Regions from separate parts of the Homo sapiens genome. Here region 2 is linked to region 1. Evidence: chromatin loops called from intact Hi-C (ENCODE). Cell type or tissue: dorsolateral prefrontal cortex. All regions are shown on one strand. Each heading gives the region's core, and the rest is flanking DNA. Links, peaks and the distances in the headings are about the cores only. Region 1 overlaps PRCP (prolylcarboxypeptidase). Region 2 holds the start of LINC02734 (long intergenic non-protein coding RNA 2734).

Region 1 (16,113 bases), core at 2,487-6,486:
ATGAACTTCCTATTCATGTGCTTTTGCTATTTTTCTATTATTAGTGTGTTAATTTTTTTGTTATTTTTTACAGAACTTTACAATTAAGAACAGCAATGTTTGGTCATACATATTGCAAAACATTTCTTCCAAGTTATCATAATAAAAGTCAAATTGAGCACTGGAATTTCATGAATCTGCACATACCGTGTTATTACAAAACCAGATAATGTCCCCTTCATTACCAGTGTAGAAAAGTATTGATCCACCATTTTTCTTCCAGTATTTATCAGCTACTAGGTACCGCTGATTAAAAGTTTTCACAGTATTAAATCCAAAATGATCAACCTGTGATAAAAACAAAACAAAACATATTTCAAAGGAAAGTAATAAAATGAGATCAACATAAAGGTAATTAATTCTTCCATTAAAATCAATCTCTACTACAAAAATAATCACAAGAAATTTTAAACTTCACTGTTTTATTATTAATAGTAATATCGATATTATTATTTTGAAATCATTTCCTTATATTATAAAATAAAGTAATATTTGCTATTGGTGATCAAGATTTTCAATGTAAAAGAAAAAATACAATTATAAAATCAAATAGCTACTTAAAAACATAATGTTAAAATTGAATTGTAAATACAATGTGAACCCTTTTTTAATTTTTAATGCATTTTTAATTGGCAAATAAAATTTTACGTATGGTGTATATAACATGATGTTCTGAAATACGTATATGCTGTAGAATGGCTAAATTGAGCTAATTAACATAAGCATTACCTCATATATTTATCATTTTTTGTGATAAGACCACTTAAAATCTACTCCCTTAGCAATTTTTAAGTATATAATACATCCCATTATTTTTCAAAATACAGTTTTCCATTACTATCTGAATTTTCATTGTACAAACTTTCAATATTAAAAATTCATGAACTAAATAGACTACTGAAAAGGTCCATAAACCTTGTCACCCCAGCACACCATAGATATTCTAAGTTACAAGAATTTCATGTCTATATCATTCCCACCAAAAGAAATTAGGGCTTATTAGTGAAGTGGCTGATTGACATTTGGGACAAGGAAGCTGCAAGATAAGCTTATGCATTTTGCTGTGCAAGGAAGCAAGAAAGTGCTCACAATTAATGGAGAGTTATATTTAAAGAAGATAGGAACCAACCACAAGGAACTATCACTGGCAATCATTTTAATAAATTGAACGTAAAACAAAAACAAATTAAACATAAAAAGAATAATGACTGTAGTTAATTGAAACATTCAATTCATGAAACTCCATTAGTCCACAAAAATATTTCTAAAAAGGAAAGAAAGGAAAAGGTTCATTTGCCACCATTTGTTTATTAAATCAACTCTTACTCTGAAATTGGGAATTAAAAAGTAAAAAATTCAACATTTAACCTGCCTGTCCAACAGAACTGTGTTTGATGGCTACGAATAGTCCCAGTTAATAAAGAAGAGCTGTGTTTAGTCAAATGTCAGCTAATGTGGAAGGAATGACAGAATTAGAATATGACAGTTCTGTAAAGTTACTGATTCAGGCAAGAATTATCAATTGGTGTTAAAAGCATTAGGAAAATGAATAATATGAAAATGAACATTCATATAGTATCAAAGTAATACAATAGAGAATACTCGCTTGTCACAAGGGGAAAACATAACTACAATGGAAGGATCAGGCTGCTATCACTTTAATCTAGTAATTAATTTTGTTAGTATCATCAATGGTAGAGCACGCAGGGATTATGTATCTCCTCATGTGGCACAACATGAAGCACATATCACCTATGACGTATTCCTGCCGAAAATGTTTCATTTCATCTTAATCCAGCCTTTAGATCTAATTTCCAGGTTCCAGGAAATATAAAGGTAAAAGAGCAAGTTGAAGATATTTCAAAGGGACAACAGATACTGAAGGTAGAACATTTTACAAGACAATTGACAAGGCAATATCATGAGAAAGGACTATTTTAGATTAAATGAATTTTAAGGAACATAATAACCAGACATAATACATGACCCTGGATTGGATCCTAGTTTGAACAAACAAGATATACACAATGATGTAGGGACAAATGTGTAATTTTAATATGGACTAGTTATTAAATGATACAGGTTGAGCATCCCTAATCCAAAAATCCAAAATCCAAATGCTCCAAATCTGAAACTTTTGAGCACCAACATGATACTCAAGGGAAAGGCTCATTAGAGTATTTCAAATTTTGGATTTTCAGATTAGGTATATTCAGTCAGTAACCATAATATGACTATTACAAAATCAAAAAAAAAAATCCAAAAAAAAATCCAAAATCTGAAATGCTTCTGGTCCTAAGCATTTCAGAAAAGGAATACTCAATTTGACCTAAAGACTTGTTCATTTTGTCAAAAGTGTTCATATTGTTTTGGCTACATAAGAAAATGATTTCTTAAACGGAATTTTAAATATATTTTTGAGATTTCTTTTTACCCTTTGAGATTTTTTAACTTACTATTTAAAATGTAATTATCAAATACTATAACATGGTAAGATTCATGTACAACAATCTGAATTTACAGATTTACCCTGCAGCACAGAGTCTCACTGAGCCTTTAGCATCATGGGGGCTAAATTCCTCAGTGCTTTGGAAAGACAGAAATGAGAATGCAGCACCCAGTCTGGGTCAGACATAGGCTGTTCCAGCGCTGCTCCAGTCTCCCAGGAACAGTGCTTAGTTTTGACCTAAACCAGACCCTGTAAGACTTGCCTAGGTCATTCTAAAACAGATGGGACTTCCTGCACCCAGCTCTATCTACACACACAGTTCCCATTCATACCACTGGTCCCAAAACACAAGTGTCTCAAAACTTTACCTAACTGCAAACTTCCTGGTATCTATGATCATCACCATATGTAGTCCTAAAATATGATATTCTAATCTAAAGACTGTCTACTTTTCAGGAAAATAAGCAGTTTTTATGGACGAGGTATGTAATAATGATGTCCATGTGCTATAAACCCTTCCATTATACATGTTAATTTACTCAATCATTCACTCAACAAGAATCTATTGAATTCCTATTTTGGGCCAAGTACTAAGCTAAGCAATGGGATAAAGAGTTGGCTGAGCTGCAATCCCTGAATTTAACTTAAGCTAATTCAACTATATCCACTCAGCCTAAAAATGAAAGGGCAAGAAAGGCAGACAGACAGTGAAAGGAAGACGGATAAGTGATTCCACCTGCTTCCATTCAATTAGTACAGTGGTTCTCCAGGTGAGGTCCCCAGACCAGCAGTATCAGCTTCACCTGAGAACTTGCTGAAAATGCAATCCCCTTGGCTGAATCCCAGACCTACAGAATCAGAAACCATGAGGGTAAAACCCAGTAAACTGTGCTTTAACAAGCCGTACAGGTGATTCTGTAAAGTTTTGAAAACCACTGAGTTAGAATAAGCACCAAAATAGACATTAATTTGTTATTCCTTCTCTTGTTCTAGGTTTCAGAGTACCTGAAATACTGTAAGTATCTCATCATGCTGAATGAGACTCTGGTGTCTAAAGATTTGAATTACCACTGAACATACCCCCAAATATAAGCTAACTGTATCATTTGAAACTCAACATGAGAAACCACCACAGGAACACCTTTCGAAACTCAGCAGGTTTCAACAAGGGAGGAAAGACTGACTGTGTTGGACTTAAAGAAAGGAAGCTCATGGCTCTCTAACAAGATGCCTTCCCATGAGATTCTTGAAGATAATTTTGCCCTAATGATTTTCACCTCACCCACTGACTACAGAACTGAGTCTTCATGTAAACTGAGATATTGCCGTAGCCTTTAAAAGCATCCCACAAAGAAAAACATTAATAATCCAGTCTAAAATTTTCAGATTTGAAAACATGGGTATGTGTTTGTATATGTCATGCTAAATATAACTGATATAAAGTTCTTGCCAGAGAAACACTTCCATCTAGAATCACAAGGGCCACAAGAACTTCAGAACCAGAGAAAGCCAAATTCCCTTGTGTGGCCATGCCCAAGGTACTCCTGCTCCCAGCAATCAGCCTTGATTGTTAAGATTGGGGAAAAGAGAGAGGAACCCTGGCAAGAAAGCAGACTTCGGAGTTAAAAGACCTGAACTTGAATCTCTTCTAACTGTGAAGCCTCGGGCAAATTACTTAACCTCTCTGAACCTTAGTATCTTCCTGTATAAAATAAGGATAACCACATACAATTCAAAGGATTTCTGTGAGGATAGGGAAAATGCACCTAATGTACCAGGCATAGTTCCAGATATATACGTGCTTAAAAGATGTTAGTTCTCCTCTCTATCCCATTTGCACACCAATCCTAAGCACGGAGTACTTAGATGGGAGACAGATTAAGTTCTTCACAGAATTACAGGACCTTAGAATGTCAAAATCTCCTATTTTCTGAGTGCTTCACCTAGGTGCTAAACAACTGGAAATACGTAGTGAAATGTTCTTTGCACAACATGAATTTACAGAATTTCCTTGGCTCCTTCCTATCATCAAGGATATCAACTTCTGGCTAGATAACTAGATAGTTTTCAACACCTAATGGCCAGGCACACTAGGGGCAGCATGCCCTCTGCTGTTGAGAAGTGGGACCCACGTGCCACTCCCTGTTCTGGGCTCCTGAATAAAGATTTTATGAATTACAACACGGAAAGGTCACAAGGGCCTTAGAAACCATTCCGTCTGTGTTGCTCAACTGAAGAAATTAGGCTCGAAGAGGTCACATGACTTAGCCATGGTCACAAGGCAGAGGCAGAGCTAGAACTTTATTTTTGCAGTTTGGTTTATTGAACCAATTAAAATAAATAATAGCATGGTAAAGACAACACCGTATGACCTTGGAAAGGAAACAAACCTCTCTAGTCATGCACAGCAGTTCTTTCTAGCACGTGGTCCTAGAAATTTCATTTTTTCTTTTTTATAATTTTTTTTATGGCCCAAGAAATTTCAAAACATGCTTCCCCACTTTACCATGTGGAGGAGAAATAGATCTGTGAGAATGGGTAGGCAAGAAGAAAAGAGACCATCCTTTAAATGATGTTTATTGTATAAAAGTAATTATTTGGACTTTAAAACCACTCAAGAATAAAGTTCGCATCCAGAAAAATCAGTAGCAACATTACATCTGTTAGTTTTGATGGCAACTTGGGGACAGCGGGGGTGGGAGAGGTGGGGATGGGAGGGAATAACACAGAGCACCTACCACGTGTCTGCCACAGTGCTGTTGCTCTACACAGATCCCTTCACCATCTCGGCAGTTACCCTCTGGGGCCACTTTCATCACCCAGTTTTAAAATAAGAAGGCTGATGCTCAGAGAGGTCAGAGAGCTTGCCCAAGGTAATGTAACTAATAATTAGGAATCAAATGTAATTCTTTTCATGTGCTTTTAACCCCTACCCAATCCCGCCTCCAAGAAAACCCAGATCTTTATACTCCTTGCATTATAACACGCTCATGCAGATAAAGCTGACTATAAACTTCAACCCTCGGTAGGCGACACTTAAGAGTGAGTATCTTTCTCCTAAATTTGCAAAATGAAGGACAAATCTCCCAGCCATTTACTAACAGTTACATTGCAGAATATGTGGAATGTTGGTCTTTTCACTGACCTGACAATAATTGTTACTACACTACTATTGCTAACTCCATTAGGCCACTGATAAAACCAAAATCACATTGGCTCCTTCTTGGCAGCCTTCGGTTTTAGAAAATTCAGTATGCAGTTGGATTTATTCAGGCACCCAGACATCTAATAACAGTTAACTAAAATTTTACTAAAGATACAAAAAGTATACCCAGAGATATACATGACCAAAAAAATTAACTTACGCCTCCAATAAATCAAAGCACCTTAAAGGAGTTTTTCATGTGCTCTGGTTTCCAACTCTAATGCAGAGATCTAAAATAAAATAAGACCCTCTTTCTCCCATTTGATGTGTGTGTCTTATATTAATTTGGGGATTGTGGGGTTACATTCCATTAGAGTTCTTAAATGGAGACTGACAGCTTTCTGGGCAAGCTTGATATGCCCTGAAAGGATGGACACTTTTATGTTAGAAGAACACGGGTTCCCAAAGAAGGACTAAAACATGGAAGGAAGGTGGAGTTTAGACAAGCCCTAGATCTACAGTTGGAGAAGGATGGATGTCTAGGAGTGGATTCCTACTAAGTTGTCCCTCACACATGGGCACCCTAGAGGTAGGACAAGATCAGAGAGCAAGCCACATCTTATGAGTCAGATCTCTGGCTCTTGGATGACTCCTGGTTTATTTCTTCTTTATTATGTCAAGGCCTTTCAAAAACCCTGCTTAAATGTTCTACCTTTACTCATCCATACAATGAAGATACCAGAAAGTATTGGAGATTAAATTTGACTTAAAGAATTAAAGAGGAAACGGTATCCCCCAGTGAGTGTAGTGGTAGCAAAGGAAATGTTTACAAGTCCCTCCAAGAGGAAGGTGAGTCCAAGAAGATACTGTCCTCCCTTCCCACGAAGATGCTCTCGTCATTGCCAACCTTAGAGGGTCGAGCTTCCATCTTAACAAAAAGGGTGGAAGTCCTCTCAGAGATATGCTTCAAAGGCAATCATCTTCGTATGTAATAAGACACTGCTCCTCTTTACACATACTTCTATAAGTGTTAACCAGGAGACAGAACTGCATTCCCTGACTCCTATGCTTTTTTTTTCCTAACATGCCCCTAATCTTAAAAATGAGACTCTTAGAAATAAATTTATTTAAAGAGAAAATGGTAAATGAGAAAGGGAAGCAAATAAGTGATAATGGGAGAGTCCATCATGGGGAAAATTTAGTGCCCCAGCCTCCTATACTCAGATGGTTTGAAAGGCAAGAACACAATAGCTACCACAGTGCCCTTGTACATGGCAGATACTTTATAGATAATTGTTTTTAATTTTTTTTTTTTTGAGCCGGAGTCTTGCTCTGTCACCCAGGCTGGAGTGCAGGGGCGTGATCTCGGCTCACTGCAACCTCCACCTCCCGAGTTCAAGCAATTCTCCTGCCTCAGCCTCCCAAGTGGCTGGGATTACAGGTGCCCACCACCACACCCGGATAATTTTTGTATTTTTAGTAGAGACAGGGTTTCACCATGTTGGCCAGGCTGGTCTCAAACTCCTGACCTCAAGTGATCCACCTGCCTCAGCCTCCCAAAGTGCTGGGATTACAGGCATGAGCCACCGCGCCCGGCCATAGATAATTGCTCAACTGATGCAGTTTAAATCTTCTAAGTAAGTGGTTCTTGTGTTTCTGATTATGAGGTTCCCTTCTTAATGTTAAAATTATCACAGATGTGTTATATATTAGTAGCCAGTGCTTGAGAAAATATGAGAAGCTATTATAAATTCAATAATGGTATAAATAAATATCACAACAGCATCTATCTATGTGGAAAAAAAAATTGTGCTTAGTAACCAAATGGGGAGAGAAAACACCCTCTCGAAAAATTCTGCAGTGCTTAATAACCTTTCTTTCCTCAAACCAAGAACTCCTGGGCCCAGAGGGGGAATTGCTAAGTTATCAAAATGCTGTGAAACCAAAACACTCTTTGCTTTACTGCTAAAACAGAGGTGAAAATATCCTGCCGTTGAGAATACCTAAAATGCTCCAGTAAATCAAGAAATAACATGTTTTGACAAATAACAGTTAAGTGTTTCATTAGAGGGAGATTCTATCTGTTGGTCAAACAGCTCTGTGAAAGCACCACATAATCAATGCCTTCCCACGGCTTCAGGAAGCTTTGTACTAGAAGAATTACCGGGCCACAGCTCAAGCTCCCAAATTAGAGATAAAGTGCTGCTGTAATCAAGCACTGCATATAAATTTTAGGAAATGACACACCACCAGAGGGCGCCCTTATATAAGTAGTAAAGTCGGAAAGACCATTACTTTTTTTTTGTTTGTTCTCTAAGAGACGGGGTCTCCCCTCTGTAGCCCAGGCAAAGTAGAGTGGCCAGATCATAGCTCACTGCAGCCTCGAACTCCTGGGCTCAGGCGATCCTCCTTCCTAAGCTCGAGAGTAGCTGTAACTAAAGGCGCACACCACCACACCCGGTTTGTTAAGTTTTAAATTAAGTTTCAGAAAATCTTAGGACAGAAAGGGAACTTAGATCTCAAGTCCAAACTCTTGGATAAAAAACAGACACAGAGGCCAATTATTTTAAATCTTTCTTTTCTAAATAAATATATTATATGTTCACATGATTGAAACAACAATCATCCCCCTTCTTTTTAAAGTCAGGATTCAAAATCTGTGCTGTCAGAAACCAGGATATTGGTTACCAGTGCAGGGGAAAACTGACTGTAAAAGAGAATGAGGGGATTCTGGAGTTAGGATAATGCATTGTTCTGTATGTATAATAAGATAATTCAAAAGCAGATTGATAAACATTTAAAATCTCATTGAAGATATATATTATTTTACAAGATACATGTTTATATTTCTATTTCACTATACAGGCATATGTAAATTATATTGCACTAAATCACATTAATATTAAATTTTTCTTTCATTTAAAAATACTTATTGAGTGCTCACTAAAAGGCAGGTATTAAGAAAAAAACTAAGATACAATTCCATTTCTCAAGTTCTGGAGAATCTAACAGAAATGATTAATGTGCTAGTAAACAACCAAGCAGTGGTGTGGTTAAGTTCTGTATACAAAGCACTGTGGGAGCTCAGAAGCCAAAGTCACCACCCTGCCTGAGGAAATTACAGAGGGCTGCACCAAGGAGGTAATATCTGAGCTGAAACACAGAGAAGAATTTTTTTTTTTCAGGTACAAAAGAGCATTTCAAGCAAAGGAAGAAAAACATGTGCAAGGCTATGATGAGCTATACAGAATGAGCATAAATTCAGGAACTGTTGTTTTACGGCAAGAGGTTTATGAGGGGAAGACATGGGAGATGAGATTAGACTCACTGGGCTGCCACAATGGCTCACACCTTTAATCCCAGCGCTTTGGGAGGCTGAGGCGGGAGGATCAAATTGAGGCCAGGAGTTCGAGACCAGCCTGCCCAACATGGCAAAACCTCTTCTCTACAAAAATACAAAAAATTAGCCAGGCATGGTGATACACGCCTATAATCTCAGCTACTTGGGAGGCTGAGGCCCGAGAATCACTTGAACCTGGGAGGCAGAGGTTGCGGTAAGCCAAGATCACACCACTGCATTCCCACCTGGGTGACAGAGCAAGACTCTGTCTCAAAAAATAAATAAATAAATAAGGAAAAAGAAAAACCTAGGCCAGGTGCACTGGCTCACACCTGTAATTCCAACACTTCAGGAGGCCAAGGTGGTAGGATCACTTGAGCCCAGGAGTTCAAGACCAGCCTGGGCAACATAGCAAGACCCTGTCTCTACAAAAAATAAAAATATTAGCCGGGTGTGGTGGTACATGCCTATAGTCCTAGCTACTCAGGACGCTGAGATCAGAGGATCCCTTGAGCCCAGAAGTTCAAGGTTACAGTGAACTATGATCATGCCACTGCACTCCAGCCTGGGCGACAGAGTGAGACTCCATCTCAAAAAAAAAAAAAAAGAAGAAGAAAAGAAGAAAAGAAAGAAGGAAGAAAGGAAGGAAGGAAAGAAAGAAAGCGGTATAGAGAGACAGAAGAAAGAGAAGGAAGGGAAGGGAAAGGAGGAAGGAAAGAAGGAAGAGAGGGAGAAAGGGAGGAAAGAAACCTAGCTGAAATCCAAGATTGTTTCTCTAAACCAACAGTGAATGAAAAACATCCACTGGAAATAGACTCAAATAGGCAGGGACTTTTTTCTGTTTTGTCCACTTCTGAGTACACAGTGACTGGAATAAGGCCTGGCATGTAGTAGAAGACCAATGAATATATAGAGAGTAAATGAATGCATGCATGCATCATGGCTCTGCAGTTGGTATAAAAACAAAAATGAGAATGGAAAGCAAAGTTCCCAAGAAGGTCAAGTTTGTGCAGGTTCATTTATTGGGTGGGTCTGTTCCCAGCTTTGGAAGAGTTGCACAACACTGTAGTTGGATGTGCCTTTTGCCCAGTGACAAATCACATGCCTAATGGAGAACCCAAGCCTTAAATCTAAGAGCACCACATAACATTTGGACTGCTGAGGAAGCAGGAAATGCATGCCTTCTGCTGGGTGAAGAAACAGTTCTATATAACTACAAATAATATGGACAGAAGGCCAACATTGCAGGGAGTGCAGGAGAAGGACTAATCAGCATTTTACCAAAGCATATTACCTAAAATATAATTGATCTTGGTGACAAGGTTATAAGTCAAAGTTTTTAAGACTGGAAAGGACTTTAAAGTCATGGCTGTCAGCCAGGACACAATAACTTTACCTGAGAAACAGCTTTCTGTAAAATGTACAACATAGCAGCTCGTTCAGCAGCATACTAGTGTTTGGTGAATCCACATGTGCTGCAAAATGTTGATTTGATCAATGTGTAAAATTTGTGTTTCCAACAACAGAGTTTTAAGAAGGAAGAAACAGGGAAGAGGTATAATACCCTAGGACAAAAAGTAATTGGAGGGAATAGTTGAGACTCTAGGTAAGTGAGGGATATGTGATGCTGCGAGATCCTGGGAAGGAAGGAGGGAATGGGGTCAATAGCACCAACAGAAGGATCTGACTTGGGAACCCCTTCTCCACTGGGAAACAGATGGATGCAAGAGTTATCTTTCTAATTACCGAGGGAGGAAACTAAAAGGATTCTAGTTAAAATGCCTCTCATATAACACCTTAGTTTTTAGTCAATGAAGTAAAGGGACAAAGTAATCTATTAAAAGAGATAGTAAAAGAGAGCCTAGGATGGCAATGATTTAAAGACAGAGGTAAAAGTTCAGCATGGAAGAAAAAACTGATGCCTAGGCCTCCATAAAGCTCCTGAGGTTGGAGACTGAATTGGTATGCACAATAATCTGCCGCTTAGCAGATATTTACAACCCAGGAGCAGGAGCAGAGAAGTTTAATGGTTGGATAAAACTAGGATGAGAATGTCATAAAGGGGTTGTGAGAGGACAGGGGGCAAGAGAATTAAGGTCATTCCTATCTTCATGCAGCCTGAATATGCCCAGAGCTATGAGGTCCTGTCCACCACAGACAAATGCTGCCATAATCTGTTTGCTGATTTGCAAGGTAATCTAAACTATGCTGTATTTATTCTATTTTAAGGAGTAAATAATCTTGCCAGAACTCATATATATGATATATAAGCATTTCAATAATAATCTCATAAAAATAATGTAAGGCTGCATATCATCAAGGCCTTGAAAGTTTATATTCTTCTGCTTTGTTAAACATAAGATGATGTGTTACTGATTTTCTTCCTTTATAGTCTATTGTTCTAAATGTTTCTCTTTTTTTTTTTTTTTTTTTTTGAAACAGAATCTGACTCTGTCGCCCAGGCTGGAGTGCAGTGGCATGATCTTGGCTCGTGCAAACTTCGTCTCCTGGGTTCAAGCAATTCTCCTGCCTCAGCCTCTGAGTAGCTGCGACTATGGGCGTGCCCCACCATTCCCTGCTACTTTTTGTATTTTTAGTAGAGACGGGGTTTTGCCATGTTGCCCAGGCTGGTCTCGAACTCCTGAACTCAAGTGATCCACCCGCCTTGCCCTCCCAAAGTGCTGGGATTATAGGCATAAGCCATTGCACCTGGACTGTTCTGAATGTTTCTTCTATACATGCAAAATATTCTCCTGACACCACTGTTATAACTACATCACATCTTCTGAGAGATAGAGGCTGGTATCTGCTGGTATAATGTAAAAGGACAAAGACCCCTCAACCTCCAAAAAAGGCAAAAACCACGTTTCTCACGAACAGGAGTTCAGACCTGTGATCTATGTAACTCACAATCCAATCTTGCATACTACCACTCCTCCTGCAAAGAACTGTGATGACCTCATAAATCTTCTGTTCTCCAACTGAGCAACCCCAGTTCTTACTATTTCCCATATAACACTATATTCTAAAGTCCTCCTAACCCTGCTCACACTGGATTAATTAACATTCCCTCTTACAGATGGTGTGCCCAGAGCTGAGTACAATATGTAACGTGGTCTAATAAAGTGCCTTGCTCATCACTGGCCAGGAATAAATAACCGATGAGTGTGCTTATAGACCTTATCCATGGTTTTGCTTTCTGCAGTTTCAGTTACCCATGGTCAACCATGGTCAGAAAATAGGTGAGTACAGTACAACAAGATATTTTGAGAGAGAGAAAGAGACTACGCGTTCACATAATGTGTCATAGTTGTTTATTATTCATTATTGTTGTTAATCTCTTATTGTGCCTAATTTATAAATAAAACTTTATCACAGGTATGTATGTATAGGAAAAAACATACTATATATAGGGTTCAGTACTAACCGACATCTCTGGCATCTACTGGGGGTCTTGAAACGTATCCCCCGCGAAGAAGGGAGGACTACTGTATAGCTCCAATAACACAGCCTACTTTAAATTGAAAGTCATGTAGGTATACTGGGTTGCATAGCATCCCCCCAAAATTTATGTCCTTCCTAGAACCTCAGAATGTGACTTTATTTAGAAATAGGATCATTGCAGATGTCATTAGTTAAGATGAGGGCATGCTGGAGAGGGGTGGGCCCTTAATCCAATATGACTGGTGTTCTTATAAGAAAAGAAGAGACAAAGAGGCACAGAGAGAAGAATGCCATGTTAAGACACAGATGCACAAAAGCAAAATGGCCATGTGACAATGGAAGCAGAGACTGGAGTCAAGCAGCTTCCAGCAAAAGAACGCCAAGGACTGCCAACAGCCAGCAGAAGCTTAGCGAGGGACACAGACCAGACTCTTCCCCGGAGCCCGGACCAGGCTCTCCCCAGGAGTCCCCAAGAAGTAACCAATCCTGCTGACACCCTGACTTTGGACTTCTGGCCTCGGGAAGTGAGAGGATAAACTTCTATTGTTTTAAGCCTCCTAGTTTGTGATACTCTGCAGCCCTAAGAAACTAATACAGAAGGCCTCTCTATGGAGGTGGCAATGGAACCGAAGCCTGAAGGAGCCAGACAAAGAAAGAACTCTAGAAAGAAGAAACAGAAAATACAAAGAGCCAGAGGCCAGAAAGAGTTTAATGTAGAAAGAGAGATAAGATCAGTGGTGAACAAGAGAGAGAATGGTACTGGATGAGGCTTAGCGCTAAGTGGGCTATGATAGGGAGACTGAACTTAATTTAAAGGCAATAGGAAGCCTTCAAGAGTTTTAAAACTTATTCTGATCTGTTTTTTTTTTTTTAAAAAAAAAGAAAGTAAGAAGAATAAGTAGAAGGCTATTGAAAGGTTCACATGGCACATGATTATGAGAACAAGCCAGGCTTCAAGCCAAGGTATGTCTCTCTTAAATTGCTACATATTTAACATATATGACAATGTTTAATCTCCAAAGTCATAATACACCCCAGAAAGATCTCAATGAAGAAGGACTCAATATATGACATCAGCAGTATTCGTTTAACAACAATCAACAAAAGGAAGTCTTTTGAACAGCTGTAGTCACCACTATAGCCCACTTATAACAGATTCTGCAGTGGCCCTGACTGTGGGCATTTTAAACACGAAATGCCCCACTAAATTGGCAAAAGAGTTCCAAGGCCATCAGGCTCCCCCCAGCATTTAATAGAAGTCAGTAAAGCATATTCTATTGCTACCCTTTTCTCCAAAACCTATTCAAGAAATTGATAGAAGGTAATAAAACTAATTGTTCTCAAATGTTTAGGTCCCGTTCCACCCTGGTGAGATAAAAGACATCAGCAGCCACAATCTTCACTGGTTACCTCTGATGAATTAATAAACTACATGTTTAAAAAAGAAAAAGTACATACAAACATAGTATTACAACATAATGCTAAAATACAACTCTTCTTCTTCCATGGAGAATCTTCTGTGAATGATACCATGAGAACCACTGAAACAGAAAACCTACAACCTCTTTTCAGAGACTGCTTTAAAATAAATTTTTTTATCACATTGAAAAATACATGATGTTAAAGCACTCTGGAAAATTAAACTTTACAAAATCCCCACATGAATAGCATCCACCAAAGGAAGCAGCTGAGGAAAGTAATGTCTAAGTTTTTTCCTCCCTGGAAACTCCAACTCAAATTCGCAGTCCTGATTTCACTATAAAATGTCCTCCAGGGACTTTTTATCATTATCTTAAAGATACACTCTACAGACTATTCATTGTTTTGCACATTCATCCGGTCTAAATGATAATGGCGCTGTAAAAAAGATAAAGGAAGGGAAAAGGATATCCTCAGCAGAAACCAAAAAGCTCAGAACAATAACAACAAGTTCAAATGTAACCAAGTGGCTTCCTTTGATTACTTTCAGGTGGTTTTGCCACCACGACACCAGATAATCAACAACTTCCCAGAGTTAGTGGGATGTGTAAGTATTTCTTGAGTGCCTACCATGGGATAAGTACTAGAGTATAACAACAGTGAACAAGCTAGATATGGTCACTGCCCGCACAGGGCTTATAGTCTGGTGACAGACAACAGGAAACAAAAAACAAACAAGCAAATACACAAATAAGAACTTAGAAACTAATTGTACAAGTTTTACCTGGGTGCGGTGGCTCACACCCGTGATCCCAGGACTTTGGGAGGCCAAGGCTGGCAGATCACTTGAGCCAAGGAGTTCGAGACCAGCCTGGGCAACATGGCAAAACCCCGTCTCTTCAAAAAATACAAAAATTAGCATGGCATAATGGCATGCACCTGTAGTACCAGCCACTCAGGAGGATGAAGTGGGAGGATCACCTGAGCCCAGGAGTTCAAGGCTGCAATGAACTGTGATCACACCACTGGACTCCAGCCTGGGCAACAAAGTGAGACCCTGTCTCAAAAAAAAAAAAAAAAAAAGAAAAAAAAGAAAACTAGTTGTACAGGTTTTATTCTGATAGAGAATAAAAGAGGCAGATCGACTTCTAACAGGGTGGTCAGAAAAGAAGTCCTGGAGCAGGCAATAGTTAAGCCTTTAATCCACACAGCCGTCTACCCTGTGAAATGTCCTGGGGGTTCTATTCAACGCCACTCCCTTCATGAAGCATTCCTGCCTTCTTTGTGCTTTCATGGTATTTTAGCTATATTATAATCTTTTCAAATGTATCCTTGCACAGTAGTTATTTATACATACATGTCTTATAACCACCATACTGTTATAAACTGTAAAACTGTAAAAAAAAAAAACCTGTATAAAAAAAGTTAGAATCTGTTGAACACACCATGTGTGTTATTTCTTCCTGCCCCTGTGAATAGTGTAAGGGCTGAACTAGGACTACATGTAAATAATCTCAATTGTTCTTCAGAGGAACCCTATGGAGTAGAGAGGCTGTGTTTTCCCCACCATGCCTTACTGCCTCTCCCTTTCTGGCTAATCTCTGTATCCACAAAGTGCAAAACACAATGTGCACAGGCCTTACTACATCAATGACTCCTGAGTTGAACTGGAAGAACTGAGAAGTATGATGTGACATCTGAAGACCAAGTGACCTCACCCGAACTTAGACTACACCAGTTAACTCTGCTTTAGGCCTGTGGGGCTACCAGCAAGACTGTTTTCTTTCTATCAGAGGTGTGTTAGCCTCAGGAAATGTGAACAGATCCTACAATTACTCAGTTAAAATCCAACTCAACCTTGAAAGGTAGAAAAGCTGTAAACACATAGGTGACTATAATTAATACTGAGCCTCCTCAGCAAAGACAAGGCTCTTTCATCGTTCCACCATTTCCTGAGTACTTACTCTGTGTGCCGGGCTATACTGGATACAAGGATAAAAAGCCTTATTTTTTGCTCTGAAAGAGGCCACAGTCTACCAGAGGAGACAAGCAAGCAAAGAAATTATTTCTATATAAGGAATGCACATTATGAATGTGGGTGAGAACAGGGTGATTGTTATGGCAGCAAAGAGGAGGCACAACCCAACTAACCAGTGGTACACAAGGCCGTAGCGAAGGCAAACTCAAGAGAAGCTGATAATGTCTGTCCTGGCACCCTGCTCACCTCTTTTCCAGCCTCGTCTTCTACCACATGGCCCTCTCCCACTTCATATTCCA
Region 2 (16,113 bases), core at 5,398-9,397, 88 kb before region 1:
GGCAGAGCAAAGTAGAAGTCTGTCTTGGCAGTGCAACAATGGGTCAGGATGAAGAAGGGGAGCTGTAGTGGTCCACGGTCAGGTGTCAGAGCCCAAGCAGGGTGAGAGGTATTAAGCCTGGGAGGCAGCCTGATGTTGGCAAGAAGGAAGTTCATTGGACTGGAGCTCACTGTGGAGTGTCAGAGCCAGAGCACAATGAGGAATGGGGAATGACATGATTTGTCCAAGCAAGTAAGGCAGGCATCCATGGAGAGGGGAGGCCCAGCATGCAGTGTTGAAGAATGTGGAAGAGGTCATTCATGTAGGAGACAGAGATGGGAAGTTGGCTTTATACAGGGAGATGGATCAAAAATTAAACATATTAAGGATAAAAAGAGCCAAGATTCTCCCTTTCAGAGAAGACAGGTATAAATATTGAAATGTAGGGGAAAGAAACTAAAATAGTCCCTGCTATATTGGATTAGAATTGGAGGCTTTGCTATGAACTTTTGGTTTTCAATACAGGCAGACATATGTAGAAATATAGACATAAATGCGTGTTCCCTGGTCCTGTCCACTAAGAGAGTCTGGAAACAGCAGTAGCCCAATAGTAGTGAGCACACCTGGCACTTAGATCTTGACTCCTTGGATAACTGGCTGATTTTAATACTGATGAGGGAAAGCACAAAATGAGCCTGGAACATCTTTTGTGCCAGAAGAGACTTGCTCAAAAAATGATGAAGATTTGTCCAAAGGACTCAGAAGCCAGCTTGAGGAGGTTGCCACTCGCTAAATAGAGAACAACTTGAGCATCAAAATAAATAATGATCATGATGTATCATAATCCATTCAATAAGGCCAAGTGTGATGGCTCATGCCTGTAATCCCAACACTTTGGGAGGCTGAGGCGGGCAGATCACCTGAGGTCAGGAGTTAGAGACCAGTCTGGCCAATATGGTGAAACCCGGTCTCTACTAAAAATACAAAAAAATTAGCCAGGTGTGGTGGCCGGCGCCTGTAATGCCAGCTACTTGCGAGGTTGAGGCAGGAGAATCGCTTGAACCCGGGAGGTGGAGGTTGCAGTGAGCCGAGATCACACCATTGCATGCCTGGGCGACAAGACCAAGACTCTGTCTCAACAACAACGACAAAAATCAAATAAAATCGGATACCATAAATCCAAACAGACACTCATAGGTATATGACTAAATTAAAGATTTGTTAAGAAATTGAATATTTACAAAGCTTTAAAATACCTTTCCACAAATATGTATTTTGTGTAGTGTAAGAGTAATTTTACAGTGGATATGTAACTTGACAGAGGGTACAACTTAAGTGATCAGTGTAAACATCAATTAAGGGAGAGATTGAAATCTTATATCATTGATATAAGAATGCATTGAGAATACAGAAACATCTCTGAAATATTTCTGCCTAAAATGCATAATCTGAATCCAACATGAGAAAATAGTAGACAAACCCAAATCAAGGAACATTCTACAAAGTAGCTGGCCTATAATCTTCAAATTGCCAAAGTCATGAAAGAAGGAAAGACTAAGGAACTGTTCTAAAATGAATAACACAAAAGAGACAGGACACCTAAATGCAAGGAGTGATAAGGAGCAAATTCTGGTGTAACTTGAATAGGATCTAAGAAATATATAGTAATAATGTACCAATGTTAATTTCCCAATATTAACTCTTGTACTGTGCTTATGTACAAGAATGGCCTTCCTCACAAGAAAGTTACACTAAAGTATTTGGGAGTGATGAGACATCATGTCATAACTTACTCTCAAATGGTTTATACCCACAAAAAAATCTTTGTATTGTATCTCAACTCTTTGATAAGTTTGTGATTATTTTGAAATAAATAATAATATAATAATAATAAAAATGGAGATGATTAATCTCAAATCTTAAGACAGTGTATTGTCATGAAGTGTAAAATGTCAAGGGCATCAAAATGAAGAGATCATGTTACAAGCCCTTCAATCAAGGCACTGTGAAGTCCACCATCCCATCCATCTCATTAAGAAATGCATTTACAAATATGACCTTATCTCTTATCTTTAATAATCATTAATTAAGTTGCTTAATATTTATGTTGATTTGATCAGTTAATAATAGAAATGATAAAGCAAAAAGAAAGGTTTTGATACTTTGAAGCTTTATCGTCATTATGGTCATAAGAAATTTTATAATATTTATACATACACATGAATATATACATTTGTTGCAAAAAACTATGATAGGATAATCTACAAAGAGACTTTCAATATTTTACTTAAGAATAAAATTATTTTAAGGCAGTGGAAAAGAAATAAGAAAAAAGATGAATACAAAATTTTCAAATATTGAAAGAGAGTTTGTTCATTTATTTTATTTTATTTTATTTTATTTATTTATTTATTTATTTTTTGAGGTGGAGTCTCACTGTCTCCCAGGCTGGAGAGCAGTGGCTGATCTCGGCTCACTGCAAGCTCCGCCTCCTGGGTTGATGCCATTCTCCTGCCTCAGCCTCCCGAGTAGCTGGGACTACAGGCGCCCGCCACCACGCCCGGCTAATTTTTTTTGTTCACAGCGTTAGCCAGGATGGTCTCGATCTCCTGACCGCGTGATTCACCCGCCTCAGCCTCCCAAAGTGCTGGGATTACAGGCCTGAGCCACCGCGCCCGGCCGTTCATTTTTTTTTTTTTACATGGATGATAAGTAAGTTTCTTTTTTCTTTTCTTTTCCTTTTTTTTTTTTTTTTTTTTTGAGACGGAGTCTTGTTCTGTCACCCAGGCTGGAGTGCAGTGGCATGGTCTCGGTTCACTGCAACCTCTGCCTCCTGGGTTCAAGTGATTCTACTGCCTTGGCCTCCTGAGTAGCTGGGATTACAGGCACCCACCACCACGCCCAGCTAATTTTTGCATTTGTAGTAGAGACTAAGTTTCACCATGTTGGCCAGGCTGATCTCGAACTCCTGACCTCAGGTGGCCCGCCTGCCTCACCCTCCTCCCAAAGTACTGGGATTATTAGCGTGAGCCACCTGTGCCCAGCCAATGCTGTTTCAAAATACATGAGTTTCATAAAAATTTGCATGGATTCATTTCAGAGTCATAAAATAGTTTCTTTTTTAAAATGTCAATATTTGTAATGTATTTTAAAAATACATTCCTTGCAATATTTAAACATATATGAAAATGGCAGATGTCAACTTGAAAATATGTGAGGGGGTATGAAGCTGTTTAAAATTCCTTTAGGGAGAGGCCAGGTGAGGTGGCTCACAGCTTATAATCCCAGCACTTTCGGAGGCCAAGGTGGGTGTGATAGCTTGAGGCCAGGAAGTAATTCAAGACAAGCCTGTACAACAAAGTGAGACCTCATCTCTACAAAAATAAATAAATAAATAAAAATTAGCCAGGCATGGTCTTGGTCATGCCACTGCATTCCAGCCTGAGCAGCAGAGCGAGTCCCTGCATGAAAATAAATAGATAAAATAAATAAAATAAAATTCCTTTAGGGATACGCAAGCAAAACGTTTGAAGATTTCTGCTCTAGACTACATATATATGATCAAACATGTTCTCACATTTAATGGAAGATAAACATATATATCGGCATTATACAACAAAAGTTATAATACAAGCCACAAATGCAAGGTGCATATGTAGTTTTAGGTTTTCTAGCCACATTTTTAAAAGGAAAAAGAAACAGAAAAAAAAATTATAAGAACATATTTTATTTAAACTAATATACCAAAAATATTATCACTGCGCAGAACGCAATCCATGTAAAAAATAGTGATTTTTACTTTTTTGTCCTAAGTTTCAAAATATAGTGTGTGTTTTACACTCAGAGTACATCTCAATTTAGACCAGCCACATTTCTTTTCTTTTCTTTTTTCTTAACTTTTAAGACCGGGGTATATGTGCGGGATTGTTACATAAGTAAACTTGGGTCATGGGGGTTTGTTGTACACATTATTTCATCACCTAGGTATTAAACCTAGTACCCATAAGCTATTTTTCCTGATCCTCTCCCTCCCTCCTCCCACCGTTCACCCTCTGATAGGTCTCGGTGTGTGTTGTTCCCCTCTGTGTCCATGTGTTTCCATCATTTAGCTCCTACTTACAAGTGAGAACATGTGGTGGTTCATTTTCTGTTCCTGCATTAGTTTGCTAAGGATAATGGCCTCCAGCTTCATCCATGTCACTGCAAAGGACATGATCTCATTCTTTTTTATGGCTTCATAGTATTCCATGACGTATATGTACCACATTTTCCTTATCCAGTCTATTATTGATGGGCATTTAGGTTGACGCCATGTCTTTGCTATTGCGGGTAGTGCTGCAATGAACATACACGTACATGTGTCTTAATAATAGAACAATTTATATTTTGGGGGTATGTACCTAGTAATGGGATTGTTGGGTCGAATGGTATTTCTGTCTTTAGGATTTTGAGGAATTGCCCCACTGTCTTCCACAATGGTTGAACTAATTTACACTGCCACCAACAATGTATAAGTGTTCCTTTTTTTCCACAACCTCACCAGCATCTGTTATTTTTTTACTTTTTCATAATGGCCATTCTGACTTGTGTGAGATAGTATCTCACTGTGGTTTTGATTTGCATTTCTCTAATGATCAGTGATGTTGAGCTTTTTTTCATATGATTTTTGGTCACGTGTATGTCTTCTTTTGAAAAGTGTCTCTTCATGTCCTTTGCCTGTGTTTTAATATAGATGATACATATTAGACATTTGTCAGATGCATAGTTTGCAAAAAATTTCCCCCATTCTGTAGGTTGTCTGTTTAATAGTTTATTTTGCTGTGCAGAAGCTCTTTAGTTTAATTAGATCCCATCTGTCAATTTTGCTTTTTTGGCAATTGCTCTTGGTGTCTTCATCATGAAAGCTTTGCCTGTGCCTGTATCCTGAATTGTATTGCCCACGTTGTCATCCAAAGTTTTTATAGGTTTGGGTTTTACATTTAAGTATTTAATCCATCTGGAGTTAATTTTGTATATGGTGTAAGGAAGGTAGACCAGCCACATTTTAAGTGCTCAAAAACCACATGTCACTACCATATTGGAGAGTACAGGTATATCTTCAAAACCTAGTAATTCTGGCACATCGAATTTTTAAATTCTTTTTTTTTTATGAATAGGAAGTAGAAAACTTTAAACTTCTATATAAGGACATGAGATGAGAATTAGCTATAATTAAAATAATTTTATGATAAAACTGGTTTTAACTACAATAATAAATGAAACATACTGAATTGGAAAGCAATCATGAAAAATTCATCCATGGATTTGATCCACTGTAGCTTGAAAATTTTGGCAGCCTCAGCACACATTCCAATTGCATTTAAAGCAATCAGCATCACCTACCTATATAATGTAATGTCTACTTCATTAGCTGTTCAGAGGAGCTTTTCTTTTCTCTAATGATACAACCCTAGGTATTAGTTTTTAGAATGGTTAAAAAGAATTTCTTACATTTAAATGTATTTTTTAAAGACTTGTTTGGCATTGGTATTTTTTACCAACCTCTCACTTTGCTTTGTTTCCAGACTCCTCTCAAAGGCAATAAACTTTTTAAATAATCAGATAAAAGGTATAATCATTAGACAAAAATTGTCTGTATTCCCACCGCCTCACTCTATGACAAAGATTCAGAGACAAATTTGAATGCTGAGAGAAGTTGCTTGCAAAGGGGCCAGCTTCCAAAAGAATGCATGCACTGAATAAAAACTATAGCAATATTTACAGACAAAAAGAACAAAGTTAGTGTTGTTTTGTCCATTATTGTCATTGAAAGAAAAACAGTAGCTTCTCATGTGATTATTGTATATGCAAGGGGTGCTACACAACTGCTAAGGTCAGCATTGCAAGCAGTGAGCCATGTAGTTGTTTTCTAAGTGGAAGTCAATAACTTAGAAGAAATAAACCAAATCCTTCATCCTTCATCTCTGATAGGAATTAATGCTAAGCAAAACTATTAATTGGTTTAAGAAAAGATAAAGTGTTGTTTCATGGTTTATCTCAAATTACAAAGTGTTTTCTGGACTGTGGGTCATTACGTAGTTGTTTGTTCTTATTTGTGAAAAGTGTTAGGGTAAGGTCAGGATATCACTTTTCTTTTCTCATCTGCCTGAATTCAGCATACCTTAACAGAATCTGTAAAGTACCAGAAGAGCAGTTGGACACACAGGCACATTCTTAAGCAGATGTATTTTAGGACTCCAAAATTTAAAATATGAAGCTAAGGATCTGAAAAATCAATTCCCTTAAAATTATCCATGATTACAAATACTTATTCTTGTTTCTAAGAGTTTTCTAGTTTTGACTCTTATATTTGGAGTTATTCTCCAGTTGAGTTAATTTTTGTATATGGTGTGAGTTCAGGGCTCAACTTCATTCTTTTGCCTGTGGATATCCAGTTATCCCACACCATTTATTTTTCTTTTTCAATTGAATTGTCTTGGCACTTTTTACAAATACCAATTGACCATAAGCATAATGGTTTATTTCTGGACTTTCAATTCTATTCTATTAATCTGTATGTCTATCTTTAGATATGACACCAAAAGCACAAGAGATAGAAAAAAATAGAAGGAGCTTCATTAAAATTTAAAACATGTTACTGCAAAGAATAGTATGAATAAAGTAGAAAGACAACCCACGAATGGGAAAAAAAATTTGAAAATCATATATCTGAAAAGATATTTGTATCCAGAATATATACTAACTCTTACAATTCAAAATAAAAAGGCAACACAGTTTTAAAATGGGCAAGTGATTTGAATAGGCAGTTCTCCAAAGAATATATACAAATGGCCAATAAGCATAGGAAAAGATATTCAACTTCATTGGTACAAATAAAACAGCAATGAGTTGTGACTTTATATTCTCTGGGATAGCTAAAATAAAAAAGACAATAACAAGTGTCAGTAAGAATGTGGAGAATTGAAACACTCACACATTTCTGGTGAGAATACAAAATGGTGCAGCCACTTCAGAAAACAGTTTGGCAGTTTCTAAAAATATTGAACATGAAAGTATTAGAAGAGCAAGATTACGGACTAGAAGTCTCCACCAATCATCCTCCCCATAAGGACACTAATTTAACAGCTATCTATACAAAACAAGCACCTTCATAAGAACCAAAAATCAGGTGGGCACTCACAGTACGTGGTTTCAACTTCATATCACTGAAAGAGGCACTGAAGAGTCAGGAAGAAAAAGAAAGTCTTGAATCATCAATACCAACCCCTCACCCATCACCCAGCAGCAGTGGTACACATCTCTGGGCACTAGGGGGAGGGAGAGAGCAGCAATTCTGAGACATTGAACTCAGAGCTGCCCTATTATAACAGAAAATAAAACCAGAACAAATTCAGCTGATGCCCACCCACAGAGGGAGCAATAAACCAGCCGTAGCCAGAGGGAAATCTTGGCTCTTCGATGGCATTTCTGGACCTGCCCTGGGCCAGAAGGGAGCCCATTGACCTGAAGAGTGAGTCCTAGGCCAGGCAGCATTCACCACAAGCTGACTGAAGCAACCTCAGGTCTTAAGAGAACATCAGTGGTAGTCTGGCAGTACTCCCCATGCACCTGTGATGGTAGTGGCTACAGGTGAGGCTCCTCTGCCTTTGGGAAGAAAAGGGAAGAGTGGGAAGGACTGTGTCTTGTAGTTTGAGTGCCAGCTCAACTGCAATACAATAAAACACCAGGTAGACTTCTAAGGTTTTTGACTCTAATCACTTCCAGACGGCACTTCTCTCTCTCACTCCCAGACATCACCTCTGGACCCACCTGGAGCCTCGCAGAGCTCACCACCCTGAAGGGAAGAACACAGGCCTGGCTGGCTTTGCCACCTGTTGATTGTAGAGCCCCAGGGCCTTGAGCAAACATAGGCCATAGCTAGGGAATGATTACAGCGGGCCTTGGGAAAGACCCAGTATTGTGCTGGCTTTAGGTCTAATCCAGCACAGTCCCATTAGTGGTGACCACAGGGGTGCTTGAGTCACTCCACTCCCATTTCCATGTGGCTCAAAATAGACAGAGAGACAGACTCTGTTTGTTTGGGGAAAGTAATAGAAGAGAACAAGAGTCTCTGTCTGGTAATCCAAAGAATTCTGGATCTTATCCAAGACCATCAAGGCAGTACTTCTACAAGTCTGCAAGAACCACAGTGTTACTGGACTTGTGGTGCCCCCTAAAGCAGTCACAGGTTGGATCACAACAACCAAATCCTTTTGAATATCTGGAAAACCTTACCAAGAAGGATGGGTACAAACAAGCCCAGACTGAGAAAACTACAATAAATACTTGACTCTTCAATGTCCAGCACAGATGAACATCTAAAGATATCAATAATTGATAAACAGAAAAACATGACCTCTCCATGTGAACTAAATAAGGCAGCAGGGATCAATCCTGGAGAAACAGAGATATGTGAACCTTCAGAAAGAGAATTCAAAATCTGTTTTGAGTAAACTCAAAAGAAATTCAAGAAAACACAGAGAAGGAATTCAGAATTCAATCAGGCAAATTTAACAGAGACTGAAGTAATTAAAAAGAATCAAGCAGATATTCTGGAGCTGAAAAATGCAATTGACATATTGAAGAATGTATGAGAGTCTTTTAATAGCAGAACTGATCAAGCAGAATTAGTGAGCTTGAAGACAGGCTATTTGAAAATACACAGTCAGAGAAGACAAAAAGAAAAAGAATAAAAACCAATGAAGCACACCTATGGGATCTAGAAAATAGTCTCAAAAGGGCAAATCTAAGAGTTATTGGCCTTAAAGAGGAGATAGAAAAAGAGTTAGTGGTAGAAAGTTATTTAAAGGGATAATAACAGAGAACTTCCCAAACCTTGAGAAAGATATTAACATCCAAATACAGGAAGGTTATAGAACACCAAGCAGATTTAACCCAAAGAAGACTACCTCAAGGCATTTAATAATCAAACTCCCAAAGGTCAAAGATAAAGAAAGAATCCTAAAAGAAGCAAGAGAAAGGAAACAAATAACATACAATAGAGTGCCAAAACATGTGGCAGCAGACTTTCAGTGGAAACTCTACAGACCAGGAGAGAGTGGCATGACATATTTAAAGTGCTGAAGGATGAAAACTTTTACCCTACAATAGTATATCCGGTGAAAATATTCTCCAAACATGAAGGAAAAATAAAGATTTTCCCAGACAAACAAAAGCTGAGGGATTTCATTAACACCAGGCCTGTCCTACAAAAAATGCTAATAAGAGTACCTCAATCAGAAAGAAAATGACATTAATGAAAAATAAGAAATCATCTGAAGATACAAAACTCACTGGTAATAGTAAGTACACAGAAACACAGAATATTATCACACTGTAGTTGTGGTGTGTAAACTAATCTTAAATAGAAGTACTAAATGATGAACCAATCAAAAATAACACAACAACTTTCAAGACATAGTACAATAAGATGTAGATAGAAACAACAAATTTTTAAAAAGTAGGGCAACAAAATTAAGACAGAATTTTTATTAGTTTCCTTTTTGCTTGTTTGTTTATGAAAATAGTATTAAGTTGTTATCAGCTTACAATAATGGGTTATGAGATAGTATTTGCAAGCCTCATGGTAATCTCAAACCAAAAAACATACAACAAATACACAAAAAATAAAAAGCAAGCAATTAAATCATATCACCAGAGAAAACTGTCCTCACTAAAAGGAAAACAGGATGGAAAGAAAGAAGGAAGAGAAGGCCACAAAACAACCAGAAAACAAATAACAAAATGACAAAAGTACATTTTTACTCATCAATAATAACATTGAATGGAATTGACTAAACTTTTCAGTCAAAAGACATAGAGAACCTGAATGGATTAAAAACAAACAAGACCCAATAATCTGTTGCCAACAAAATAAACACTTCACATATAAAGAAATACACAGACTGAAAACAAAAGGATGGAAAAGTATATTCCATGCCAATAGAAACCAAAAAAGAGCAGAAGTAGCTATACTTATATCAAACAAAATAAATTTCAAGACAAAAACTATAATAAGAGACAAAGGAGGTCACTATATAATGATAAAGGGGTCTGAATTGCTAAAAAGGATATAACAATTTTATATATATGCATCCAACACTGAAGCACCCATATATATAAAACAAATATTATTAGAGCTCAAGAGAGAGATAGACTCCAATATAATAATAGCTGGAGACTCTAACACCCCACTTTCAGCATCGGAAAGGTCTTCCAGACAGAAAATCAACAAAGAAACATTGGACTTAATCTGCACTATATACCAAATGGACCTAATAGATATTTACACAACATTTCATCCAACAGCTGCAGAATATCTTTTCCTCAGCACAAAGATTATCCTCAAGGATAGACCATATGTTAGGTCATAAAATAAGTCTTAAAACATTCAAACAATTGAAATAATATTAAACATTTTCTCTGACCATGATGGAATAAAGCTATAAAAACAAGAGGAATTTTGGAAACTATAAAAATACATGGAAATTAAACCATATGATCCTGAATGACCAGTGAGCCAATGAAGTAATAAAAAAGGAAGTGGAAAATTTTCTTGAAACAAATGATAGTGGAAACACAACAGACCAAAACCTGTGGGATACAGCAAAAGCAGTACTATAAGGGATATTTACAGCTATAAGTGCCCACATCAAAAAAGAAGAAAAACTGCAAATAAACAACCTAACAATACACCTTAAATAACTAGAAAAGCAAGAGCAAACCAAACACAAAATTAGTAGAAGAAAAGAAATAATAAAGATCAGAGAAGAAATAAGTGAAATTGAAATGAAGAAAACAATACAAAATAATCAATCAAACAAAAATGGTTTTCTTGAAAAGTTAAGCAAAATTTACAAAGCATTGGCCAGACTAAGAAGAGGGAAGGTCAAAATAAATAAAATCAGAGATGAAAAAGGAGACATTATAACTGATACTGAAGAAATTCAAAGGATCATTAGTGGTTACTATGACCAATTCTATGTCGTTACATTGGGAAATCTAGAAAAAATGGGCATATCCTAGACATATACAACACACCAAGATTAAACCATGAAGAAATCCAAAACCTGAACAGACCAATAACAAGTAATGACATCAAAGCTATAATAAGAAGTCTCCCAGTAAAGAAAAGCCCAGGACCCAGTGGTTTTACTGCTGAATTCTACCAAACATTTAAAGAAGAACTAACACCAATCCTACTCAAACTCTTCTGAAAAATAGAGGAGGAGGGATTACTTCCAAACTCATTCTGCAAGGCCAATATGACTTTGTTATTAAAGCCAAACAAAAACACATTAAAAGGCCAAGTGCAGTGGCTCACACCTGTAATCCCAGCATTTGGGGAGGCTGAAGTGGGTGGATCACCTGAGATCAGGAGTTCAAGACCAGGCTGGCCAACATGGCAAAATCCAGTCTCTACTAAAAATACAAAAATTAGCTGTCATGGTGGTGGGTGCCTGTAGTCCTGGCTACTCAGGAAGCTGAGGCAACAGAATTACTTGAACCTGGGAGATGGAGGTTGCAGTGAGCCAAGATTGTGCCACCACACTCCAGCCTGAGCAACAGAGCAAGACTCCCTCTCAAAAAATACTTAAAAAATAAAAAACACGTTAAAAAAGGAAAACTAGTGGCCAATATCTCTGATGACTTTTTGTTTGTTTGTTTGTTTTGTTTTCTGTTTTTTGTTTTGAAACTGGGTCTTCCTCTGTCACCCAGGCTGGAGTGCAGTGGCGTGATGATCTCAGCTCACTACAGCCTCGACCTCCCAGGCTCAAGCAATTCTCCCAGGAGCCTCCCAAATAGCTGGGACTACAGGCACATGCGACCAAAATGTGATTTCTCACCTGATCTCCCTAGTCCCCACTCTGACCGGTGTTCCATAATGGCATTCTTGTTCCTCATGGGGAAACATAGACTGATGGTTGCAAATCCCATGTCTGCCAGGGCCAACACATTAGCCATCACCATCATAGATGATTGGCCTCCACCTTCCAAGTCTTAAGTAAATGCATCTTATTGTCAGAACTTAAATCATACCTAGAACCCTATGGCAAGAAAGTTCAGTAAATGTATATTTTCTAGCCTCTGTAGTACAGGGAGTGAAGATGGTGCCTTGTACTCAGTTGGGAAAGACTGGAGTAAGAATGAACTTGAGGAAAATGTTCTCTTTTGGCCATGTTAATTTTAAATTTTAATTAAATTTTAAATTTAAATTTAAATTTTAAAATACCGAATTTAAGGATGATGTGTTGCACAACTCTAGGGGATTCAATGGAGTGCCATCTACATTTATATATATATTTATATATATATATATAGACATATATAGATATATCTTATATATATCTATATATATAGACTTATATATAGATACATAAATATATATATTTAAATTTTTGTACAGACAGAGTCTCACTATGTTGCCTAGGCTGGTCTTGAACTCCTGGCCTCAAGTAATCCTCCTGCTTTGGCCTCCCTAAGTTATATATATTTTTTCATGTTGAGATGTATATTGATTCTGAGACATATATATGTATATATGTGTGTAAGTATATGTGTGTGTGTGTGCACCTAAAACTATATGTGATGGACCTGCCTCTTAGAATCAAAGTGAAGATTGTTGGGTTCATGAGTTTAGAGCTCAGAGAAGAGGTCAGGGCCAGAGATAAAACCCAGGACATCAATATGTAAAAGTTATGTAAAGAAAGCCGTGATACTAAATGAGATCATATAGGGAAGGAAGAGTCTAATAGCACCTCAACATTTAGAATTCAGAATGAAGAGAAAGAGCCAGCAAAAGAAGCTGGTCATGAGTAGCCAATGAGGTAGGAGAAAATGAGAAGAATGTAGTGTCATGGAGACAAAACTGTTGCATTCTGTTGAGAGATCAAGAAAGATGCTGGCTGAGATCAACCATTCGGTTTTTGACACAGGACGGCAATTGTTACTGGTAAACAAGAGTGGTTTCATTATGATCGTGAAGAATTAGGATAGGCTAGAAGATGAGAAAGTGGAGTGGGTATAGCCAACACTTTCAGGAAATTTTACAGTAAAGAGGAGAGAAGAAATGATAGAGTAATTGTTGACTGGTGGCTAAAGATAGGTAGAATCTGTCACATTCAAAACGTAACCTTTCATTGATAAAACAAAGACACTTAAACAGGAATAGATATTGAATTTTATTAATAACGATTTTTAATAGACTTTATTTTTTAGAGTTGTTTTAGGCTTACAGAAAAATTGTACGGAAACTGAGATTTCCCATGAAAACCCTCCCCATGCACACATGGTTTCTCTTATGATTAATATCTTGCATTTGTGCTATTTGTTACAACTGATAAGCCAATATTGATTCATTATTATTAACTAAGGTTTATAGTTTACCATAGGGTTCATTTTTTGGGTTGTACAGTTTTATTAATTTTGACAAATGCTTAATGCCATGTATCCACTCTTCCAGTGTCACACAAAATAGTTTCACTGACCTAAAAATGCCCTGTGTTACAATTATTTGTCCCTTTTCTCCAAACCTCTACCAACTGAGGCAGAGAATAGGGTCTGGAGGCAGGGAACCTAAGGCCGATTCATGCTGACTGGACATCAGAGGCTACTTCCTTTTCAACCCCTCCTTTTTCTGGGTGGCAGATGAAAAATGACAATATCTCTAAATGGTCCCTTCCCATAACCAATCAGACTGGTCATGGGCCTACTCTTCACTCTGATTGGTCCCCTCCTACAACCAATCAGACTGGTGATGGGCCACTACTGCGTTTGCATAGAGTGAACCAATGGGAAACCTCTAGATGGTATTTAAATCCCAGAAAAATCTGTAACCGACACTCTTGAGCCACTTGCTTGAGCCCACTGCCACCCTGAGGAGTGTACTTTCTTTTAGAATAAATCTCTGCTTTTGCTGCCTTGCTTTGTTTGCGCATTTTGTCCAATTCTTTGTTCAAAATGCCAAGAACCTGAACAACTACCTTCAACCGGTAACACAACCATTGATCCTTTTACTGTCTCTATAATTTTGTCTTTGCCAGAATGTCAAATAGTTGGAATCATATAGTAAGTAGGTTTTCAGATTGGTTTCTTTCACTTAGCAATATACATATAAGTTTCCTCCATGTCTTTTTACAGTTTTATAGTTCATTTCTTTTATCACTGAATAATATTCCATTGTACACAGTATGTTTTTCCATTCACCCATTGAAGGATATCTTAGTTGCTTCCAATTTTTGACAATCAAGAATAAAACTGCTATAAGCATTCATGTGCAAATTTCTGTGTGGATAAATTTTCAACTCATCTGGGCAAATACCAAGAAGTGAAATTGCTGAATCATATGGTAAGCCTATGTTTAACTTTGTTAGAAACTGATAGACTATCTTCCAAAATAGCTCTACTATTTTGCATTTCCACCAGCAATGAATGAGGATTCCTGTTGTTACATATTTTCACCACTTTGTGTTGTCAGTGTTTTGGATTTTAGCCATTCTAATAGGTGTGTATTGGTGTCTTAATTTGCAATTACGTAATAACATATGATGTTGGGCATTTGTTCATATGCTTATTTGCAAACTGTATATTCTCTTTGGAGGTGCTTCAGTTCAGATCTTTTGCTCACTTTGTAATTGGGTTGTTTTAACACAATTGGGTTGGTTGTTTATTGTTAAGTTTTAAGGGTGTTTTGTATATTTTGGGTGTAAGTCCTTTATCAGATATGTGTTCTGCAAATATCTTCTCCCAGTCTGTGGCTTTTCTTTAAATTTTCTTAATATTATCTTCCACAGAGAAGTCTTTAATTTTAATGAAGTCTAAATTATCAACTTTTTCTTTCATGGATCATACTTTTGGTACTATATCTAAAAAGTCATCGTCAAACCCAAGGTCACCTAGATTTTCTCCCATGTTGTCTTCTGGAAGTTGTGTAGTTTTTTGTGTCATGTTTAGGTCTATGATTCATTTTGAGTTCATTTTGTGAAAGGTGTAAAATCTGTGTCTAAGTTTTGTTTTGTTTATTTTGGTTTTTGGCATGGTGATGTCCAGTTGTTCCAGCACTATTTATTGAAAAGCCTTTTCTCCATTGAATTGCCTTTGCTCCTTTGTCAAAGTCCTGTTGAACTATATTTGCATGGGTCTATTTCTGCGCTCTCCATTATGTTCCACTGATCTATTTGTCTATTACTTTGTCAATGTTTTCATCACTATGGCTCAATAGTAAGTCTTGAAGCCATAGAGTGCCAATCCTCTGACTTTATTTTTTTTTTCCATATTGTGTTGGATATTCTGGTTCTTTTTCCTTTCTATATAAACTTCAGAATCTGTTTACCAATATCCATGAAATAAATTACTGTGATTTTGATTGGGATTATGTTAAATCTATATGGGAAGAACTGACATTTTAATAACATTTTCTTGCTGTCCGTGAACATGGAATATCTTTTCATTTTTGTTTTCTTTGATTTTTTAACAGTTGTATAGTTTTCCTCATATAAGTATTATACATATTTTGTTAAGTTTATAACTATGTCATTTTTAGTGATAATATAAAAGAAGTCGTGTTTTTAATTTAAAATGTTAATTGTTCATTGCCATTAGATAGAAAAGCAATTGAGTTTTTTATATTAATCTTTTTTCCTACAAACTCACTATAATCACGTAGTGGTTCCAGGATTTTTTGTTGGTTCTTTAGAATTTTCCAAATAGATAATTATATCATCCACAAGCATAGTTATACTTATTCCTTTTCAATCCATATCCCTTTTAAATCCTTTTCTTATTTTATTGCATTAGCTAGGACTTCCAATGTGAAGTTGAATAGGAATGGTGAGGGAGACATCCTTATTTTGTTCTCAGACTTGAAGTTTCTGTCTATTCCTAGTTTTCTGAGAATGTATATAATGAATGGGTGTTGGATTTTGTCAAATGCTTTCTCTACATTTGAAAAATTCTATAATTTTTCTTCTCTAGTCTGTTGATGTGAAAAATTACATTAATTGATTTTTAAAATGTTGAATCAGTTTTGAATACCTGGAATAAATTCCAGTTAACCATGGTATATAATTCATTTCAAATTACTTTTTAACTTTTATC

What was found. Peaks named below come from ENCODE experiments on the same cell type or tissue, not always from the same donor. Only the 100,000 strongest peaks of a DNase experiment are listed, where the experiment ranks them.
Region 2: a loop joins it to region 1, with 3 times the contacts of the local background. A loop is called at or near these places in 16 of 110 quality-filtered maps.

What each region holds. Positions count from the first base shown.
Region 1 is chr11:82,859,791-82,875,903 of GRCh38, forward strand. PRCP (prolylcarboxypeptidase) reads right to left here. Exons shown (of 9, transcript NM_005040.4): 2 at 187-327. Among named protein-coding and RNA genes, the nearest start is that of PRCP, 33 kb to the right of the region's middle. RefSeq lists an enhancer at 7,783-8,042. In dorsolateral prefrontal cortex, for the core only: CTCF peaks have their summits at 4,606 (motif pointing left) and 4,813; a DNase peak (open chromatin) is centred at 4,611; H3K27ac peaks cover 3,137 bases.
Region 2 is chr11:82,768,626-82,784,738 of GRCh38, forward strand. LINC02734 (long intergenic non-protein coding RNA 2734) reads left to right here and starts at 12,877. Exons shown (of 3, transcript NR_183631.1): 1 at 12,877-12,970. In dorsolateral prefrontal cortex, for the core only: CTCF peaks have their summits at 7,339 (motif pointing right) and 7,539; no DNase peak of the experiment used is centred there.